Regions from separate parts of the Mus musculus genome. Here region 2 is linked to region 1. A link is a loop called in an ENCODE intact Hi-C map of the cell type or tissue named here. Cell type or tissue: heart. All regions are shown on one strand. Links, peaks and the distances in the headings refer to the core of each region. The heading gives the core; the rest is flanking DNA. Region 1 has its middle 16 kb from the start of Hdac11. Region 2 has its middle 8.1 kb from the start of Iqsec1.

Region 1 (10,237 bases), core at 1,211-9,210:
AGCACCGCACAGCAGCTCACAACTGTCTGTAACTCCAGTTCCAGGGAATCCAGCACCCCCCTCTGGCCTCCAAGGGCACAGGACATGCTCATGGGAGGTAGACAGTTACACACAGGGGCAAAACACCCATACATATGAAATGAAAATATGTCTTTAAAAACAAACAGTAAAGAGGCTGCTTGGCAGAAAGTCAGATTCCTTCAGGGTCAGCACAGCATGTGCTCAGGGTTACTAATCGCCTGTGCTGTTCCCAGTTAGCCTACAATGAGTAAGTCTGAGGCCGGAGGACTCGAGGCTCAATGGTTAAGAGAATGCACAGGGCTGGAGGGTGACTCCCAGTAGCCATGTCAAGGCGCTCACAGCATCCCGGAACTCTAGTGGACCCAGTGCCTATTTGCACTCACACACTCAAGCCCACACACAGACTCATAGTTAAACAGAAAATATGGCTATTCAGTGTGAAACACAGGACCCAGGGGACTCCCATTGGGTGTACTGCCTGCTTGAGTCAACATGGCCGTGCTTCCCCCTGCAGAAATAAAATGTTTGCCTTGCTTTGGATTGTGTGGTTCTTTTCCCAGGATCCCAGACCCATTTCCAACAACTCTAAGCAGAGGCTGGAGGCTCCCAGGTGGTCACCCACTCCTGTGTGCTCTTGGGCAGACTGGCTTACCTCTCTGAGCTTTGGTTTCCTGAGCTAGAAATCAGGCCGGTTAATAGTTGACTGATTCCTTCTTGGGACGGGTGAGAGGGCACATTTCAAAGCATGTTTAGTTCCCAGTATCACAAAGCAGCTCACAACAGTCTGCAAATGTACTATGAACCTGAACACTGATCAAAGCCAATATATGCAATACACTCAGCTGACCTACGGGAGGCAGCCAGTGCAATTTCAAAGCCATCATCAAGAAAAGCCCAAGGCTATTGTTCATAGTGACTTTATATAGTGAAATCTCACTATACAATGAAATCTCTCTGAATTTGGATGACTATGAATTGATAAGAAATTATAATGCTTTAGAGGGGAAAAAATGTGCAGTCCTGGGAAAGTCCCAGTGAGCTCAGTGCCAAGAAAGTTGAAACAATTCCCTCTATACATCAAACTTACAAATCCCCCTCCATAGTACCTGTCCTCCAGGAAAGGACTGGACCCACAGGCTGACCTAACCCATCCCCCTCCATAGTACCTGTCCTCTAGGAAAGGACTGGACCCACAGGCTGACCTAACCCATCGGCTGAGGCGTAATTGTATTCAGCTTGCGTTTGGGCCACAGAGATTCATGAGTTGCCAGAGAAGAGCTGATGTCTAGAAGCCTAGATGACGGAGCTGGATACTGGTGGGGCTCCTGGCCCAGCATCCTCTCTGGGAGCCCAGCTCTCCCTCACCCAACCCAATGGGTCTGATATGGTTTGAATTCGATTCATCCCCTTAAACCCTGGATTTGGCCTCCAAAGTTTTCTGTTAATAATATTAACAGAGTGAAAATTTAATTCAACTCTGTGTTTAAAGGAGGGATATTAGGGAAGTGATTAGATTACAGTGTGAGGCTGGAGCTCTAAGGATTGAATTCTGGTGACTTTTCCAGAAGAGGGACATGGGCTTGGAGAGATGACTCAGCTTCCCAACTGCTCATCTCATTCATCTCTGGTGAATGAAGTGTGACAGAACTTGGACCCACCAAGCACCTGCACTTCCAAGTGTCACACCTTCCTCATGACAGCTGTCATTCCTATACTGCAGACCTAAGAGAGAGCTGGTCCACCACTATTCTCTACATGCTGCGACAGCCACCTAAAGACAATCGATTGTCACCTGCATTAGAACCTGAGCGCTGCATGCTCTGAGTGGCTTGAGCAAACTTTCAAAGGGTTGGTGTCTTAGGGTTTTACTGCTGTGAACAGACAGTAAACCAAGTAGATCAAGGCAACTCTTATAAGGACAACATTCAATTGGGGCCTGATTACAGGTTCACAAGTTCAGTAAATTATCATCAAGGTGGGAGCATGGTAGCGTCCAGGCAGGCATGGTGCAGGCAGAGCTGAAAGTTCTGCATCTTTATCTGAAAGCTGCTAGGAGAAGACTGGCTTCCACATGGTTATGAGGAGGGTCTTCAAGCCCACCCCCACAGTGGCATGCTTCTGCCAACAAGGCCACACCTACTCCAACAAAGCCATACCTCCTAATAGAGTCCCTCCCTGGGCCAAGCATAGTCAAACCATTGCAGTTGGGATGTCCCCATTTCCATTCTGTTACCACCAAGCTCACCCCTCAGGCTTGCCCACAAGGCTCACCTGCATTTGACCCTGGAATTTGTTACTTTTTCTATTGCTATGACAAAACATCCAACAGAAGCAAGTTAAAGGAGGAAGGGTCTATTTTGGCTAAGAGTTTGAGGGTATGATCTGTCATGGAGGTAAAGGCTTGGTGGCAGGAGTGTGGAGCAGTGGTTACACAGATGAGCAGAGAGAAATGCATGCTGGGACTCAGATAGTTTTCTCCTTCTCATTTGGTCCAGCCCCTCACGGAATCAGGTCTTCTGTCCTTAGTCAAACCTCTCTGGATACACCCCACAGATGTGCTCAGAAGCCTGTCTCCTAAGGCATCTCAAGACTAATTATTATGGAGGTGGAGAGTTGGCTCAGCAGTTAAAAGCACTAGAGGAGCAGGTTTTGATCTCCTGGACTTATATGGTGGCTCACAACTATCTGGGACTCCAGTTCCAGAGGGATCTGATACCCTCTTCTAGCCTCTGCAGGCACCACACACGCATGGTGTGCATGGTGTGTGTGTGTGTGTGTGTGTGTGTGTGTGTGTGTGTGTGTGTGTGTACATGTATGCATAGCACCCATATACATAAAAAATAATTGTTGGAAGATTAGCCATATCATCCAGCCAAAGCAGCTCCACCCACTTTATACTTTGCTACCCTGGCTCATCCCTGAGCTCCCCAGGGGCCCTTCCTAGTTCTGTCTACTGTGCTGTTGGTTCTGGGATCTCAAGGGTCCACTAAGGCCCATGTGGTGCATGCAGCCTTGGCTCTAGCCTGATGACCACTGGGAGGAAGTGTAACACTCAAGACTCGGGAGCAAGTGAGAGGAAGTGAGGTTCTTGAGGGTGTGTACCCATGGAAGAAGACACAATAGACACTCACCTCTCTCTACTGTCTTGTAGTTCAGAGCTGTGAGGTAAGCAGCCATCTCCTCCATCTATTCCCCACCAGCACAGGCTGCCTCACCACAGCCCTGAAAGCAACTCAGCCATGTGCAGTGCCCATGGAACAAAACCTCTACAAGTCTGGGCCAAATGAACCCATCCTCCTTCTAAGCAGACTGGGCCAGTCTTTTGTAATGGGAAGCTGATTGGCACACAACTTTCTGCTCTCAGTGAAGATTCACAAGAACTAAGTCCCAGCTTGGCTCCCTGGGCATGTTCCTGACTCCTTGCTCCTAACAAGCCCTCAGCCTCTCTGGCAGCCTCCTGGGATGCTTGCTCCAAAGTCAAACAAAGAGTATGTTGTGATGTCCCCAGGGATCAGAGTCAAGGGGATGGGCAAATGTCACTACCTGTCATTCTCAAGACATATAGGCTTTCAGTGAGATTCACTTTCCACATCTAGAAAGGGCAGGGAGGAGATGCTGGCTAGTTTCTAATCTACTTGACACAGACATAGATCTGGGGAAGAAGAAATCTCAATTAAGAAACTGCCTCCATCAGACTGTCCAGTAGGCAAGTCTCTGGGGCATGTTCTTGGCTAATGATTGATGTGGGAAGGTTCAGCTCATCTTGGGTTGGATGGTGCCACCCCTGGGCAGGTGGGCCTGGGTCACATAAGAAAGCAGACTGAGCAAGTCAAGGGGAGCAAGCCGTACAGCAGCGTTCTTCTTTGGTCTCTACTTCAGTTCCTGCCTTGATTTTGCTCTGGTTTCCCTAAATTATAGACTATTGAAGGTCATGTAGACATATAAATCCCTCCCCAAGTTACTTTTTTATCACACCAATCAAAGCACACTCAGCTAGTGTGCCTCACCTGGCTGGCTATCTGTGAGGCTAAGTGACCTCTCCACCCGCTATAGAGCCTCACTTCTGAGTTATTGCCACTGACAAGTTACAGTTGTGTCATATGCATTCAACTGGCAAGAAATCAAAGGAGAAGAAGAGGGAGAAGGGGAGTTTCAATATATAACTTTCCCCCAGGTCCCTCCAAGCTACACCTGATTTTTACTGAGGAAAGGGGAAAGCATACCTAAACTTACAAGAGGACAAAGCTTTGTGTGTGTGTGTGTGTGTGTGTGTGTGTGTGTGTATGTATGTGTTTTCGAGACAGGCTTTCTCTGTATAGCTCTGGCTGTCCTGGAACTCACTCTGTAGACCAGGCTGGCCTCGAACTCAGAAATCCGCCTGCCTCTGCCTCCCAAGTGCTGGGATTAAAGGCATTCGCCACCACCACCCGGCAGGAAAAAGCTTAACTTTTTTTTTTTAAAGATTTATTTATTTATTATATGTAAGTACACTGTAGCTGTCTTCAGACACACCAGAAGAGGGCATCAGATCTTGTTACGGATGGTTGTGAGCCACCATGTGGTTGCTGGGATTTGAACTCCGGACCTTTGGAAGAGCAGTCGGGTGCTCTTACCCACTGAGCCATCTCACCATCCCTGTTTTTTTTTTTTAAAGGACAATGCATTTGTTAGTTTTCTATTATTATACCAAAATACCTGAGAAAAATAACTAATTTTATTTAGTTAATTATTTCGTGCTTGGCACTGGAAAGATGGCTCAGCAGTTAAGAGCAGATGCTATTTTTGTGGAGTTTGGTTTCCAGCACCTGTGCTCAGTAGCTCACACAGCCTATTACTCCATCTCCAAGGGACCTGACAGCCCTTAGGGCTCCATGGCTATCTGCACTCACTTGCACATAACCGTACACAAACGCATATTCACATAGTTTTGAGATATAATAACACATCTTTAACAGAGAAAAAAAGCTGGTTATATGTCTTAGTGATTAAGAGGCTGATCTTCCAGAAGGCCCGGGTTCAATTCCTACTACCCACAGGATGGCTCTCAATCAGGTGTAACTCCAGTCCCAGGGGATCCAACACCCTCTTCTGACCTCTGTGGGTACTGCATTCACATGGTGCATAGACATGCATGCATGCAAACCACTTGTGTATAAATAAACAAACAAACAAACAAACAAACAAATAAATAAATAAATAAATAAATAAATAAGAGAGATTTATCTTGTCCCTGGAGGCTGCAGTTCAGGGATGAGCGGTCAAGAGAACAGTAAATTATGGAGGAAAGATGTGCATCAAACAACTTATCTGTGATCTGAAGAGGGAAAGAGAGAGGAGAGAGATAGAGACAAGGCAGAGTCAGACACACACACACACACACACACACACACAGAGAGAGAGAGAGAGAGAGAGAGAGAGAGAGAGAGAGAGAGAGAGAGAGAGACCCGTGGGGGCATCTCCTAATCTCTTTCAAGGGCACACCCCACATGACGTAAGGAATTTCCATTTAAGGCCTTAATTCCCAAAGGTACATAGAATCTCCACTCTGGAAAACACATTTTATCACATCTATCTCTCAGACATACAGCATCCACATTTTTATCAGGTCCTACTTTCTGTTGAGGATAATTTAAGGATAAATTTCAAAGAAGTTAACTATGATGGAATTTGAGTTTTATGCACAAGCTTCAAACCCCAAGCTTCACATGTGCAGAATTCTTTCAATATCCTCCTAGAACCTCCTTTTCTAAACCACTAGATACTGGACCCTCTGGTGCTTCCTTTGAAACAACAGAGTCAATCCTGGGGACTCAGTGCCAACAGGGGAAGGAGCCAAGTCCACTCTGGAACGCTAATGCTTTTCTTTCTGCCACAAGGTGGCGCTGTGAAACAGCAGTCCAGAGGAGCGTGGTGAAGGATCTTGGGCCTGGTGGCTTCCTGCTGGCCTAGAGGTCCACACAATTTTATTCAGTGAGTCACCTCCAGTGGCCTCAGTAAGCTCTTGGTGGCCTAAGCCAGGAGAGAACAAACAGGTATCAGTTGCTAGTGGCAATGGGTGCCGAGACAGGTGTGGGACAGTGGGCCATGCCAGAAAACTTGGTAAGGTTGAGTTCATAAACCCTGGCACCCTTATACCTGAGGACAGTAGGTGTTTCATCTGCTCTCGACCAGATTCCTGGCCTGTAACACATGACCACAACTCCCCACTGAAAGAATGTGACCACTAGTCACAGAGCACAGAGTTCTCCATGCTAATGAGATATCTAGCTGGGACATGAGGGTTTAGCCAATAAGCTTCACTTCCTAGACATTTCTTCCTGCAAAAGATATTTTATCTCTGGCCCACCTTGAGGAAGTTTTATGCACCTATTCTCCATGATGAACAATCAATAAACAGTTTGGAACCAAGGACTGTCTCTCTCATCAAGAATAGCCGTGAGGCAAAGTCTTCATCATACAGAGCCATGCTGCCTAAGTCTCCTGTAGAAGCCCCCCTCCATGTTCCTGGACAGCAAAGTCAGAGTTCCCCCTCCCCCAGCCCTGGGCTCCCCATTCTGACTCCTCCCACTTCCCAGCAGGAGTCTGGGTATACAGGAATTATGGAACACCAGCTTTGGCCTCACCCAGGCTGGGGTCCTCATCTTAGGCTGTGTTCTCCTACCTGTAAGTGGTACGACACTTCCCACAAGCCCAACATCTGATGGTAGCCTACGATGAAATGTAGCCTAGTGTCTTTTGTCTATGGGAGCACAGTTCACGCACCCCAGTCGTGAGAGGAACTTAAAATGCAGACAGGAGCTACTAATGTCACAGCCATCAAAGTCATCCTATCTGGTAGGTATGGTCTGAATGTGAAATGTTCCGCCACAGGCTCCCACGTTTAAAATCTTGTTCTCAGCTGGCGGCACAGTTTTGGCAGGCTATAGAATTTTTCAAAGTGTGATCTGACTGGTAGAAATGGGCTCTAGGACCTTTGAAAATAATTTTAACCTGTTCCTGCTGCCATGATGGACTGAAATCTCCAAACTATGAGCCAGAATAAATCCTACCTCCCTTAAGTCACTCCTGTCCAGTGTTTTGTCATGTAGTTGACAAGAGACTCGAGGGTTTTTGCTGTTGCTGTTGTTGTTTAGATTTATTTTATAGGTGCAAGTGTTTTGTTTCCATTCATATATGTGCAGCACACATGTGCCTGGTGGCCATGGAGTTCAGAACAAGGCATCAGATTCCCTGGGACTGGAGTTTCAGAAGGTTGTAAGCCACCATGTGGTACTGGGAAGAGAAGTTGGGTCCTGTGCAAGAGCGGCGTGCCAAGGCTCTTATCAGCTGAACTATCTTTTTAGCCCCATTGTATTTGCTTTTAATTAATAGAAGTTGCTTCTTAGAAGTGATATTTTACTTTCTCATCTAGGTAGACTGAAGAGCCACTGAAGAACACTTATCATGAGAAACATTGAGTGGTTTCTGTTAGAGAAATGCAAATAGAACAAGCTCAGAAGGGTATTGCTGGGGATGGGGTGATAACAAGACTCCAACCCAGCAATGCAGCACTGTGTGGGGCGGGGTGGGGGTGGAGGATTTGATGCTAGAGCAGAAATTCTAAGTAAAATCAGTAATGGAGATTGGGAATGCTGTGGAGCAATCTCTTCCGGACTGAAACATATAATCCCGGAGGTAAATAAACTAAGTCCCAGGAAAGCTCTGGAACCTACCAGAGTCACAAGTACCCTCCTACCCCAAAGTCATTATTCTAGCTTGTTTTCTGTTGCTGTGAACTAAACACCATGACCAAAAAGCAACTGGGGAGGAAAAGGTTTATTTGGCTTACAGGTCACAGCCCATCACCAGGAGAAGCCAAGGCAGGAATTCAAAGGAGAAACTAAAGCAAATCCCATGGAGGAACTCTGCATGTTGGGCTTGTTCCTCCTGGCTCTCCTGGCCAACTTTCTTACACAGCATAAGTCCACCGCCTAACATGGTACTGTCTACAATGGGTTGAACCCTTCAATACCCCCACAGACATGCTGATCAGATGGAGGCGATTCCTCAACTGAAGTTCCTCCTACCCAGGTGTGTCAACCACAGTCAGCCATCATAGTTACATAAGCAGAGTATAGTGAGGGGAGGGACTATTTCTGTCCTAGTCCACTGCCTGCCAGTCCTGAGGACAGCCCCAGGGTTCCAGCTTTTGTGAGCTATGCCACCCACTGTCATTCAGGCACCTGTAAGTCACCCCTCACCCACACTCCTATAACTAGCCTAATACACTCATTGATCCACCAGGTTGGAATTTGGGTGGTATTAACGGAGGATGGAAAAGACCCTCTCCCATAATACAGAGCTGACAGCCCAGAGTACACGGAGCTAGTGGTGGAGGCCATCTGATAGCCTACGACCATGAGTGACTGGATGGGTCCCAGCTGTCATCCTCTGACAATCAAGTGTCTACTTCTCCTCAGCTGCTGTGGCAGCAAAGGAATGAAGCACATGCGAGCGGCCCTGGACGTAACAGTCTGCGTTTGACAGCCCAGACAAGAGAAGCTGCAGCCCTCCCTTCCCCGGCAACGTGGAGGGAGAGGGATAGAGCTGTGGACCTTAGTGGCACCACCCTCAAGTTTTGGCAGGCTTTCTCTTTCCACTCCCAGGATTGACACTTCTTTCTCAAGTGGTCCAGTTTTGCACAGTATTTGCATGCACACACATTCAGTAGCCAGGCTCTCTGTGTTAGACAAGTGAGGCAGAGACGCAGACAGACTTGGTCTCAAGAAGCTGAAACCGCTTTATTGGAACAGCAGAGGGCCCCAACCTTTGATGGGATGAAGACTGAGCTCGTCTAGAGGGGCCGGGGACACCTATATACATATAGGTAGTTGCTTTTGCTACCTAGGCATGTTGTTTCTGCAGGCAGGGCTGAGATGTCAGGTTGTGGCTAAGTAGTTCTTTAGGGTGGGCTATCACCCAGTATAGCCTGATACAGTTCCTCATGACCCGAGGCTGGTATCCAAGATCCTCAGAGGAGGAAAGAAAAGGAAGATGTCAGAGCCAGTATCCCACTGGACTCCAAGTGGCTCTAGGGAAGAAGATATTACCTTGAACACCAGAGTCAGAACTGTGGGCAGAGCATGGACCTCTCTAAGGCTCCCACTGCCTCATCCTCTGAGGTGCCATGCCGTGCTTCACGTCTGCTGTAGATTTGAATCATTCCTGCAGCTGTCTGTAGCCTGTGAGACCTGCTGCTCCAGAGACCAGCAACTCCAGCCTCCAGGACCTGCTCATGGGGTGGGGGTGGGGTGGAGACTTGCTCGGTTTGCTACCAGTGTCTCAGCAGCTGCTTTTCTAGTCTCAAAATACACTCATGTTCCTGCTAAACCACCTCTGCCTCCAAATTCAGTTCCTCTGACTGCCCCTTTGCACTCCACTCTTGCAGGGGAGGTGGGCCAGAACCTGAGAGTGACCATCTCAGTACTGTGGCTTTGGCTTCTCATCAGTTCCCTGTCTGTGGTGAATAGATATTTGTTCAACTCTCCCCAGGACATTAACATATGACTCTTCAACTGGGAGTGTAGCTCAGTGGTTCAGCATGACTTAACATAGTCAAGGAATGAGGCTCAATGGGTCAGAAGGACTGTGATACAAATCTGGAATGGAATGCAAAGCTGACTAGCTGAGGACTTGTCTAGCACATGAAAGATCCTACCTTCTATCCCAGCACCAAAACCCTCTTAAAAGCTGCTAAGGAATAGATTTTTACTTCTGGTTTTGCTTCTGTCAACAAGCTTGTTTTGCCAGAGAACAAACTGTAACCTTGTATCTTTTATAAACCCCTGATTGAGGTGGTTGGCGTTGTATTCAGGAATCCAGAGTTCTGAGCATAGAGTGGCAAGGAAATCTAAATAAAAGCTTCTTGCCTATAAAAATTATTAATGGGCAGAGTAGGGACTCCCAGACCTATAACAATTTGGGGGCTCTTCTGGGATTCTTCATTCAACCTTCTTTTTCTGGCCTGGATGCTAGGAACTAGAAATTTGGATATACCCAGTGTCTAGAGGGAGTCATGGGCAGGTTCTCAATGCTTAGATTATGAAAAATGAGGCATCAGAAAACCTCCAGAGGTGTATATATGTCAGGATCCTGTCTGTACCGCGCATTTGTGAGACTTGTGGAAGAGCTGGAAGCAGCAACCTTCATGCTATATATGAGTTTAAAGTTAACGTTT
Region 2 (10,237 bases), core at 1,126-9,125, 320 kb after region 1:
CGATTGGGACTTCAGCTGGCCAAGTAGCAAATGTAAGGGGAGTCTGGTGCTGGGTCTGGGGTTGCACAGCAAGTAGCCAGGTTAATACCAGACCTAGGCTGTGGACTGAGATATGGATTTGCTCACCTCTGCTCCTAACGCACTGTAAGCAGTGAATTTCCTTGCCCTGGCTTTATCGTATGCTCTATGAGCCAGCAACCAGTGTGCCCTTCCATGGTCTGGGAGATAGAGGGCAGCCCAGGACATTGTCTGGCATGAGTTAGGGGAGGGCAAGGAGTTCTGTTAGTGAAATCTAGCTGTTGGACACAAAAGTCCAGTGCCTGTTCAGGAGATGGTAGGGCTAAGATTGAAATAGCTCCTTCTTGCTGGGACAGTCTTGTCAAGCATCTATGCTTTGAGGTGGCTGTGCCTTTGGGTTGTTTCTTTTAGGAATATGCTTTCTTAGCTCCCACTCAGAGAAAACTACTATGCTCCTTTAAAAACCCACCTTCCATAGCACCTCCCCAGCAGTGCCTTCCCAGTGATAAGTCAGCATCCTGCCTTCAGGCTAGACTGAATCCCTAATGGGAGTGTCTATGCCAGTCACCTAGTATGATATTGACTAGTTCTCCTGAATGTCTAAGTAAAGAAGAAGATAACTCCATTGATTAGTAGGGCTCCCTCACTTGCTCTTGCTTTGAGGTCATTTAGAAACCACTGCTTCCCACATATAGACAAACTCCCAAGGGGTGATGTCCTGGGTGTGGTCCATTTCTGTGTCACCCACTGCCCAGGTGTCAGACAGTGGTACACTCTTGGTACTCAATAAATGTCTGCATGAGTGGGAAGGAAACAGGAGCTGGAGGCTGAGCCCACTCTCAGGAGGTTGGTACACACTTGCTGCTCAATAGATGTCAGCACAAATTGGAAGGAAACACAGTGACAGCAGGCTGAGCCCACACTTGGGAGTCCCACTGAGTCAGGGATGCTCCAGGCATTTTTGCCCATTGCTTTGCCTCATGATAACTGGCATCACAGAAATGGTCCATGAGGCAGGTCTATGGAAGTGGGATCCAGGGTGGGAATTATCTAACTGAGGGGCTCTGAGAGCTGGCTTCACCCCTTCATGAACCTCCTATTGGTGGAAATGCAGTGTAGAACATGGCCTTACTCTGGCCTCCCCTCCAGCCTTCCTCCATGCAGCTGGCTCAGCACTTTTCCTTTGGGCCTGCAGACACCCCACCTTCCCAGCTCCTCCAAGCACAGCTGCAGCCCCTCCCACCCTGCCAATCAGACTCCCATTGTCTCCACATCTGCCTGTGCTGCAAATTGCTAGCGTGAGTCTCGCTCAGCATCCTCCACGGGAGGACATCCCGGCTCCTTTCCATAGTACCAGTTCCTAAAAGGCTGGTGATTGCATCCTCAGTGTCCTGCCAGGCCTACCCAAGGGGAAGGCAATGGAAAAGGCCCCAGGTGTCTGGAGACGGGTGAGGCAGTGATGAGCACCCAGCAGGAAGGGGTTGTGGCTGGAGATGGTTCTTGGTGCATCAAGTAGGGAACATTTAGGAATGTCCTCCACTCCATCTTTCTCTCCTGGTACTGTGGTAGTCAGAAGTCAGCACATTTCTAATGTAGCTTGGCAGAGATGCATTCCAGGAGGGCCAGGCTGGTTTCAAAGGTTCTGGCCCAGAAAGTCCAGATAGGCCCAAGAGGGTGTTCACAAATCCTCTGAAAATCTCATGGTGATTGGGACCAAATATGTACAGTACTCAGGCACGAAAGGGCTGCAGGAAGAACAAGGATGAGGTCACCTCCAGGGAGTAGGTACACAAGTGATCAGGCCTGACCAAGGAAACCTCCAGGCATGCTTCCCTGTGGGGTATAGCTGTTAGGCTATATGAGCCAGGAATAAAGTATAGAGAGAGGGAGAATATTCAGAGGAGGTTGGCCCCAGATCCTGTGCTGGCATCAAACTAACCACACACCTACATTGCCACTAGGTAATGAACACTACCAGCCCTCAAAAACATGCGGCGCTTAGCCCAGGATTGATAAGTGATGCTGAGAAGCCTACTAGATGCTGAACTCTAATTTTCTGCTACCCTAGAGTCCCAGTTTAGATCCAGAGAAGTCCAGTGCTCTCTGAAATTCAAAAGTCTGAACAGGACTCCTGAAGAAGGCCCAGGAACTTACAGTTGAGGTATTCAGTCAACCTGGGTCTGACCCCATGGCCCTCTTCCTGGCAGTATGCAAGTAGCCAGTCTCCTAACCACTTGACTTTGTTTCTGCATCTGTGCTGTGGGGCAATAATGGAGCTGTCTTTGCTGGGCCATCCATTGGAAGTGCCCAGCACTAGCTTGTCACAAGATGGGTCATGGGAGAAGCTGAGCCAGATATGATCTTGAGCCAGGATGCTCATGTTCAGGTGGGAACAGACAGCAAGAGGCCCAGCTCCTGTTCCTGTATTTAGCAAGCCCTTTGGCTCATAGGTGAGCTCACCAAGCAATAGTAGAGCTGTGAAGTAGCTCCTCTAGACTGTGGTCCTGCATGTGTCAGGGAGAGTCTTGCTCCAAGTCCAAGTCCACTGGAGATATTGTCCAAGGGAGCAAATGGTCCAGCCCATGAGTCAAGCTTTGCTGATGAGATGTAAGATGATACCACAGTTTGCACTATCTGGGGTTCCAGCCTTGATAGGAGGTATTGTCAAAGGAGCAAATGGTCCAGTTCATGAGTCTTCAGGTTTAGCTGATGGGATATAAGATAACATCAGAGTTAGCACAATCTGGATCCCAGGCTTCCTTGCTCCCCTGTCCTCATTCTCAGGAAGTCTGTAGCTTAATGACAAGGTGGCCCCTATCTTCCACATTCACACTGCTGAAGCTTAGTACCCAGAAGACACTGCCTGGGTTGCTTCTCATTGGCCAGACTTGGGTCATACCCTAATCTCAGGCAATCTCTCAGTCCAGAAGGCATGAAGGCTTTAGCCAGCAGAGCTAGATCTCATGTACATCTTGGGCCTGCAGTGGGGGAGCTAAGACCAAGAGGGTGGTCCACCTGAGTCCTTGAATTGGATATGGCAAGAATCCCAAGCATCAGGGACCTAGAAGTTTGCCTGCAGAGGATCCAGCCACAACTGGAACCTGGATATAAGCAGAGGATGCAGTCATGGAACCTATGTCTACATAGTCCTCAGTGCCCATATCAGAACCACTAGGTGTCAGTGCTTCCTTGTGCTATCGGCCACTTGCTACACACTGCTTACTGGATGACGAAGCCTCCTGTAGGGCAAAGGGCAAAATCACATCATCAATGGGTCCTGCCTTCCTGGGTCTCCACTCATCCATGGGCTCTAGGATAAGGTCTGTCCAGGAGGAAGCCTCTCATCCCAAGGAAAAGCTGCCTGGTAGCATCTTTTGTTTGGTTGGTTTTGGTTTTGCCTTATTCATACAGAAAGTAGGCTTTCCAGCTCCAAGGGCCCACTGAGCACCTATGGGCAGACAGGAATGGAAGCCTCCAGTCCTCTCTGTCCCTAAGCCTGGACAGTCTTAGTAGTTGTGAGCACAGAGGTTCTGAGTGCCCACCTAGGGACCACGGACCCTTTTATTATGTGGGGTTTGCTACAGTAACCCCAGAGATTGAGATGGCACCAAGCATTTGGGACACAGAGGAGTGGAAGCTGGAACTCCAAGGTGCTCAGCAGGCCTATTTGAGAAGGTGACATTTGAGATGATAGCATTGGGGAAGGGAAATGACACCATGGGCATCAGACAGGTTAAACAAAGGCCCTGAGGCTTGATAAAGTCCTCTGCTTTGTGGACAGAAGGATGCCAGTGTGCCTGTGGCAGAGTAGCAGACCCAGTATCGGGACATGAGTCCAGAGAAGTAGGCCAGGGTCTTCCTGTTACATGCTCTATGGCCCTTGCCTGGATAACAGGCCCCACTGAGGCTCTGCAGCCAGAAGTAGCAGAAGGCGTTGACATTATCTGAGAGGGGCCAGCAAAGTAGCCTGAGCATGGCAGAAGCTGACTGCAGGCCTGAGGAGAAACCCAGCGTCCCCTAACCAACCCCCCCCCCCCCCCCCCCCCCCCCCCCCCCCGCCGCCGCCAAGTTTCACTGCTATGGAACCAGCCATATGGGGTTTCTTACTTTCCCTGATATTGAGGCAGCCAAACACTGCCCTCTGCTGGTATGCCTGTGTATAACACTCAGAGCTTTTCTGAGACCTGACAGCATCTAAGTCTCCTTCTGCAACTGCTCACTCAGTCTTCATTGTTTCCCTTAGCTCTAGACAGGTCTCTCTTCCCCTTTACTCCCTTCCAAGCTGTTTCTTCTGACCAGGCATAGTACAGAGTAGTTTAACCCTAGAGCAGCACTTATCATGAACTCTGCCTTGCCTCTGAGCCTCAAGACACAGGAAACACAAAAATAGCCCTCCTGCTTTAGGATGGCCCAGTCAGGATTCCCCCTAGTCCTGCCTACTCTCAGCCACCTAAGCCACCCCTTCCTTCTCATCTTCCATGGTGAAGTTGAACTCCAAAGGATGCCCCCAGGGGAGTGACAGAGTCTAGGTCCTCCACAGAACATGTGACTCTCAGGCGTCACCCTCTGCTTGTCTTCACCTCTGTTCTGGACATATCTATAGCACCTGGGTTACAGGAGAGGACAGGGGTCTAGGTATGAAGTGTAGCAGAGCAGAGCAGGGCAGTCCAAGAGGCCATGGGGTCAGGCTGTAACCCAGCAGGAGTGACTCAACTATAGCAATTAAGCTTTGCTATGGCCTTCCAGGACCCTCCTTAGTTCTGACTTGCTTCTGTAGTAGCTGCAAAGCTTTTTGTCTGGAAGGGTAGGAAGCCAGGAAGAAAGGGGGGAAGAGAGGTGGGCCCATGGTAGAAACATAAGACCAAGAATATTCATTCCTTGGTATCTGAAAGCCGGCCCACTCAAGCTCCACATATGAATACAACATGGGTATTCATGTTGAATGACATCCATGTTCCACAACATCTCTGGTAGGTCTGGATGGGCTGTAAATATCTTACAGTATCTAGTTCTGCTGTGTGGATTAAGGTAAAGACGGAAATCTGGCTTGTTCTGCACAGATATGGTGTCTTTAGGGAATATGTCCAGTCTGGCTGAGTCCAGGAATGCCGAGCCTACAAGAGCCCACACTCTTAAGTAAGAGAGCAGGCCCCCAGGCCTCACTCCAACCTGGGTCATAGAATCCATGTATTTGTTTATCTATCCAGTGTCCAGTGAGGACCAACTGTGTGCTGGACACAGGGAAAGCTTTGGAGCCAATCAGTGAATCCAGACATGGTTTTCCAGCCCCCTTCAACCCAAGGTGATACCCTCTGAGAATGACAGTGGGCCTGTGGGTGGTGCTACAGAGAGAGGTGGTGAGGGGCTGCAGGGGCTGGGGTGGGAGGGGGACCTTGCTGGACCCATGTTGAGTGAGCCAGAGACCCAAATGATAAATGGTGATGGACAGCTTTGGAGATGGCAGAAATTAAATGAAGGGGGTTGTGGTTAGGCCAGGGTATCTAGTGATTACTGCAGCCCTCGAACAGAGAAAGTTCAAGTCAGCCAGGGGGCACAAATGAGTTTTCTTTCAACATAATGACTGGATTTCTCTGCAAGGAACATACCCCAGGGGATATGGTCAGGGCAGTGCTGGTGCTCTGCACCTGGGCTCCATTCAGCCTTCCTGGTGTGTCCAAATGCTAGTGGGGGTGGGGTGCATATGTGAGTTTGGGGTCTTAGTCTGAGATTTCTACAGAGTTCACTGGTTGACAGGACATGGCGTCTCCTGGCATGGCAGATGCCTGAATATGCTGGGAGAAAGAACACAGTGGGAAGCAGGGATCTAAAGGATTTGGGGGCCTGGCTAAGGATCTGGGGACCACCTCTGCAGGAGGCTGTAGGCTCACGACTCTGCAGACCCCATGTTCTGTTCCTACCACAGTCATGACTGTGGGTAGGTAGATGAAGTCAGGGAGGGTGGCAATAAAGAGGAGTGGACCCTTGGGCAAGAACTCAGAGTGAGACTGCACTTGGTCACATTCATTCTCTCAGTCTCTCATTCATCAACTCACAACATTTTATTGAGTAGCTGTGGTGACCCAGGCACTGTGGTCACAACCCTGAACAACAACAACAAAAAAGATCAAGACCCTCTTCTTATGAGGCCGGGACCTGAGTTTGCTGTGCTTTTACCCACCTGTGCCACCAGCAAAATCCCCCATGGAAGAAGGGTGGAGAAGGGGGACACTGGCTTACTCAGGTAGGGAGTGTGCGCTCTCCTGGGCAGGATCCCAGCACAGAGATAGGATAAGGAATAGTCACTCCAGAAAAAAAACTGTCTGAATTCCTCCTGCAGCCTAACTGCACTAGACACCAGAGAGACAAAGACCATGTGAACATGGTCTGTCAGGCCCCAATGAAAATGGACTTTGTGGTAGGTACTCTCACCGAGTACCATAGGTCCTCTTCCTTATTGTATCAGGGTTTAGGAAGGAGGTAGCATCCATGCCTCAGACAGAGCAGCCAGTGGCCTGCCAGGTTATCAGAGGCTACAAGATTCTGGCACCATGCCCACTGCCTATCATTCTGTTACACAGATTCTTTGTGGAAAAGATTGTGCAGTCTACACATCTCTGGGACATTGTTTCCATCCGCAGCTAATAGCTGCTCCATGCAATTGTGCTGTGCATAGGCTGCACCACTTGCCCTGTCCAGTGGCCCTGCCTTCACCTACCTCGCTGCATATGCCCCTGAGGACACTGTTGAGCATTTATCATAGTTCACTCTGCTCTCATTGGCCCACTGTACATATTCACTCATCTGATTTTCATTTTTAAATATTTTTATTTGTGTCTATGTGTGGTATATGCACAAGTGCAGTGCCCTCAGAGGCCAGAAGAGGATGTTGTCTCTCATTGAGTTGGAGCTATGGGTGGTTGGTTGTGAGCTGCTTAACATGGGTGCTGGGATCTTACTTCTGTAAGAGCATCAAGTGCTCCTGATCACCAAGCCATCTCTCTAGCTCCACTCATTTGCTTTTTACAACCCTCTGTGAGAAGGAACAGAACTGATTTTCTACTAAGTCAGTTTCAACCCCACAGACCACTCTGAACCTCTATGGTTCCCACCTTCTTCTTACTAAGACAGCTCATTGGCAGCCTTGGTAATTGCTAGATGGCTGAAGGTTTTTGCAATGGTGCATTTTTCTTGTGGTTCTCACCACAGAAAGTTGGCATTGTTGTTGTTGTTATTATTGTTGTTGTTGTTGTTGTTATTATTATTATTATTATTTATGGGTGAGCTGAGATTCAAAGCAGGGCCCAGCTCATGCTAGTCAAGTGCTCTGCCACTGAGCTACACCTAGACTGTAGAACATTTGAAGATGGCATCCAGTTGACCAGGAATCCCGGCCAAGAGATAGCAGCATTTCCCTGTGGCATGTCTTATCAGGTTCATTCCCACAAGTTTCTTCAACCTGAATTTTTGTGGCATTGTTCTGTTCAGACTGAACATACACCTTGCTAACTTGCTCTTTTCCTGGTAGCCATTGCTGAGAGCGCCCCAAGGGGGGCCCTGTACCAGAGACCTGTGGTGGTGTTTATGATAAAATCTAGGATCCCACTTTGCTGTTGTCAGCTTTTTGTAGTTTTGTTTGTTCGTTTTCACTGGGAATGTTCTAGTGTTACCTCAGATTCTATAGAGAATTGGCCTGAGTCACCCTGGCAGAAGAGAACAGATGGCAGGTCCCTGGGAGATGTTGTGGTGGGGCTGGAAGCATGGGCCTTTTGCTGGGCATTGGCAGTAGAGGGCAGGAGCACCACAGCTGTGGCCAGGATGTCTTCCCTTTTGCCCCTTCCCTGCCAAGGTTCATTTTTCCAATTGGATCTAACTCTGTCTCCCACGTTTCTAGAGCCAAGGTTCCATCAAGGCCCTCATGACTCTCTGGAATCCTCCATGTCCCTCCTCTAGCACTTGCCCGTCATTGCTGAAAGGAGGGGTCTTCCTTCCTCTTACTATAGACCTGCACTGTGTTGTATAAAGGTATGTGACACTGCTGTCACTCAGAAGCCCATAAGAACCTGTATTGCCTCATCTCCTACTTGTCCTACTCACTCTCTCTCTACTCCAAACTATCTCTTCTTTCTCTCCTTATCCCACACCATACTCAGGGCTTATGATCCCTCCAGAATGAAGGGACTAGCAGTCAGATACTGTGTGAGCTGTGGTGACTGTGTGGACTTCACCAGACAGGGAAGTAGTAGTGAGTACCTTCATCACCCCTGCCCACCACTGGAACAGACAATCACCCCAGCTCCCCCTTTCCCCTTACAGGACAATTAAGGGCCTTGCACAATTCCTTTAAGACAGGGCTGTGGAAAGGACTGAGGAGCCAAAGTGATCCCCTTCTCCCAGCAGGGGTGTAGCCTTTCTCACCTCTGCCTCCCTGCTTAGTTAGGTCTCAGAGCAACCCTGGGTCAGCCGTGTCCTATACAGATGAAGGCAGGCGAGCGTGGCAAATTCATGGTGATTATGGTAGGGCCACTTGTGGCCTGGGGACCTGGCCCACTGGTCCCCCTTACATAATCCAGTGTTCTGTGAGTTCTCTGATCTGCCTAATTTACATGTAGGTCTGCCCTGTCCTGTGTAGCCCAAGCAGCACTGGGTAACCCTGGTTGGGGAGAAAATCATGTTGGTCAATGTTCTTCCTGTACTGGACACTGCAGTCTCTAGAGGGAATAGGTGAGCGTGCCCAGAGCTGGCTTGAGGGGCCCTGCGTGAGAGGTGAGGTGAATAGGAACAAGAAGAGGTGTTGCTGAGTGCTTAATTCTGAGATCCTGAGCTGGGAGTACAGAGCAGTTCAGGCATCCACCCTGCCTGGCACCCTCACACCAGCGAGTTTCCAAGATTTGTACTCAGTTTCACAGGCTGTGTGAGACCATAGTGATCAAGTTTATTCCATGGCAATGTTTATATGGATGTCTGTCAGTGGAGGGGATTGGCTGATACATGAGGTGCATTGTTTATAACTGGAAAAAGCATACAGGAAGCCCTGAGTTTGACCCCTCAGCACCTCATACAGCAAGACTAGTTGTGCACACCTGTAAGCTAAGCACCAGGGATGTAGAAGCAGGAAGATTGGAAGTTCAAGGTTATCCACATCTCCACTGTGTTAAAGGTCAACCTTGACTACAGGAAACTCTGTTTAGAAAAAGAAATTGGAAAATCCTCAGACAAACTTAGTTCTGGAAGTGGGGCTTCTGAGCCATGAACAGAGCTTGAAGTCACTGCCTCACAGTGAGTGGAGAGCACAGCCTAGCTCAAGTTTGGGAACTTCCCAACCCAAAGTCCCCAGCTGATGGTAGATGTCTCTCCAAGCCTTGACCACTGGACTCACTGCCTAATTGAGAGGTGGAGCCTCTGGGGGGGGGGTTGTGAGTTGGAAAACCCTAGAATCACTGTATCAAGTTTGATCCTAGATCCCTCTGCACTCCTAGCTCAGGGTCTCCAAATTCAGCATCCCTGTCTTGTTCCCATTCAACCTCCAAGATTGAGCCCTTCAGGCCAGCTCTGGGCATGCTCACTTATTCCCTCTGGAGGCTGCAGCATCCAGTACAGGGTAACACTGATCAACATGTTTTCCTCCCTAATCATGGCTACCCAGTGTAACTTCTTCAGCTGTGCCTTTGAAGTACCATCACCAGCCTTGGCAAACTTGCTGTACCACAGCCAGCCTGGGACACTCTGAGGCACATCTGGCAAGGAGGGACTGGTGCCAGCCCTTGTGGTCCCAGAATCCGATCTTCTCCCCCAAGTCAGGGAATGGGGCACCCAGTGATATCTGGTTTGCTGCAGAAAGGAGTGTTTGCTGAGATTCTAGAAGCCCACACACACATTTCCAAAGATAATTGCTTAGGAGCCATTCCTTTATCAGTGACCTTGCTTTGATGGGAGGGGCTGTAGACAATGGAATCCCCATCCCAGCCTGCCCTACAAGGTCTTCAGTATCTGCAACGCTGGCCACAACTAGGATTTGGGAGGCATGTGATGTGCAACTGCAGCATGGAAAAGCCTATGCTCTGCAGAGTCTGTGATTCAGCCTTCCAGAGTGATGCTGAGCCGAGTGTTTGCTGCAGGAAAGGACACACGGTATGAGGCCACTTAAGTACAGCTCCAAATACTCACCGTAGTTTACACTGCTCAGGATGCCTGCATGAGGACAGCTGAGGAGGAAAGATTC

Evidence for each region. Hi-C counts contacts between places; a loop is a spot of excess contacts. Peaks named below come from ENCODE experiments on the same cell type or tissue, not always from the same donor. Only the 100,000 strongest peaks of a DNase experiment are listed, where the experiment ranks them.
Region 2: a loop joins it to region 1, with 6 times the contacts of the local background. A loop is called at or near these places in 31 of 42 quality-filtered maps.

The regions. Positions count from the first base shown.
Region 1 is chr6:91,135,768-91,146,004 of GRCm38, reverse strand. No RefSeq gene overlaps it. Among named protein-coding and RNA genes, the nearest start is that of Hdac11, 16 kb to the left of the region's middle. RefSeq lists an enhancer at 1-1,442. In heart, for the core only: a CTCF peak has its summit at 5,893 (motif pointing right); a DNase peak (open chromatin) is centred at 5,920; H3K27me3 peaks cover 3,193 bases.
Region 2 is chr6:90,813,088-90,823,324 of GRCm38, reverse strand. It overlaps a transcript of Iqsec1 not described here. Among named protein-coding and RNA genes, the nearest start is that of Iqsec1, 8.1 kb to the right of the region's middle. In heart, for the core only: CTCF peaks have their summits at 3,188 (motif pointing right), 4,192 (motif pointing left) and 7,798 (motif pointing right); no DNase peak of the experiment used is centred there; H3K27ac peaks cover 335 bases.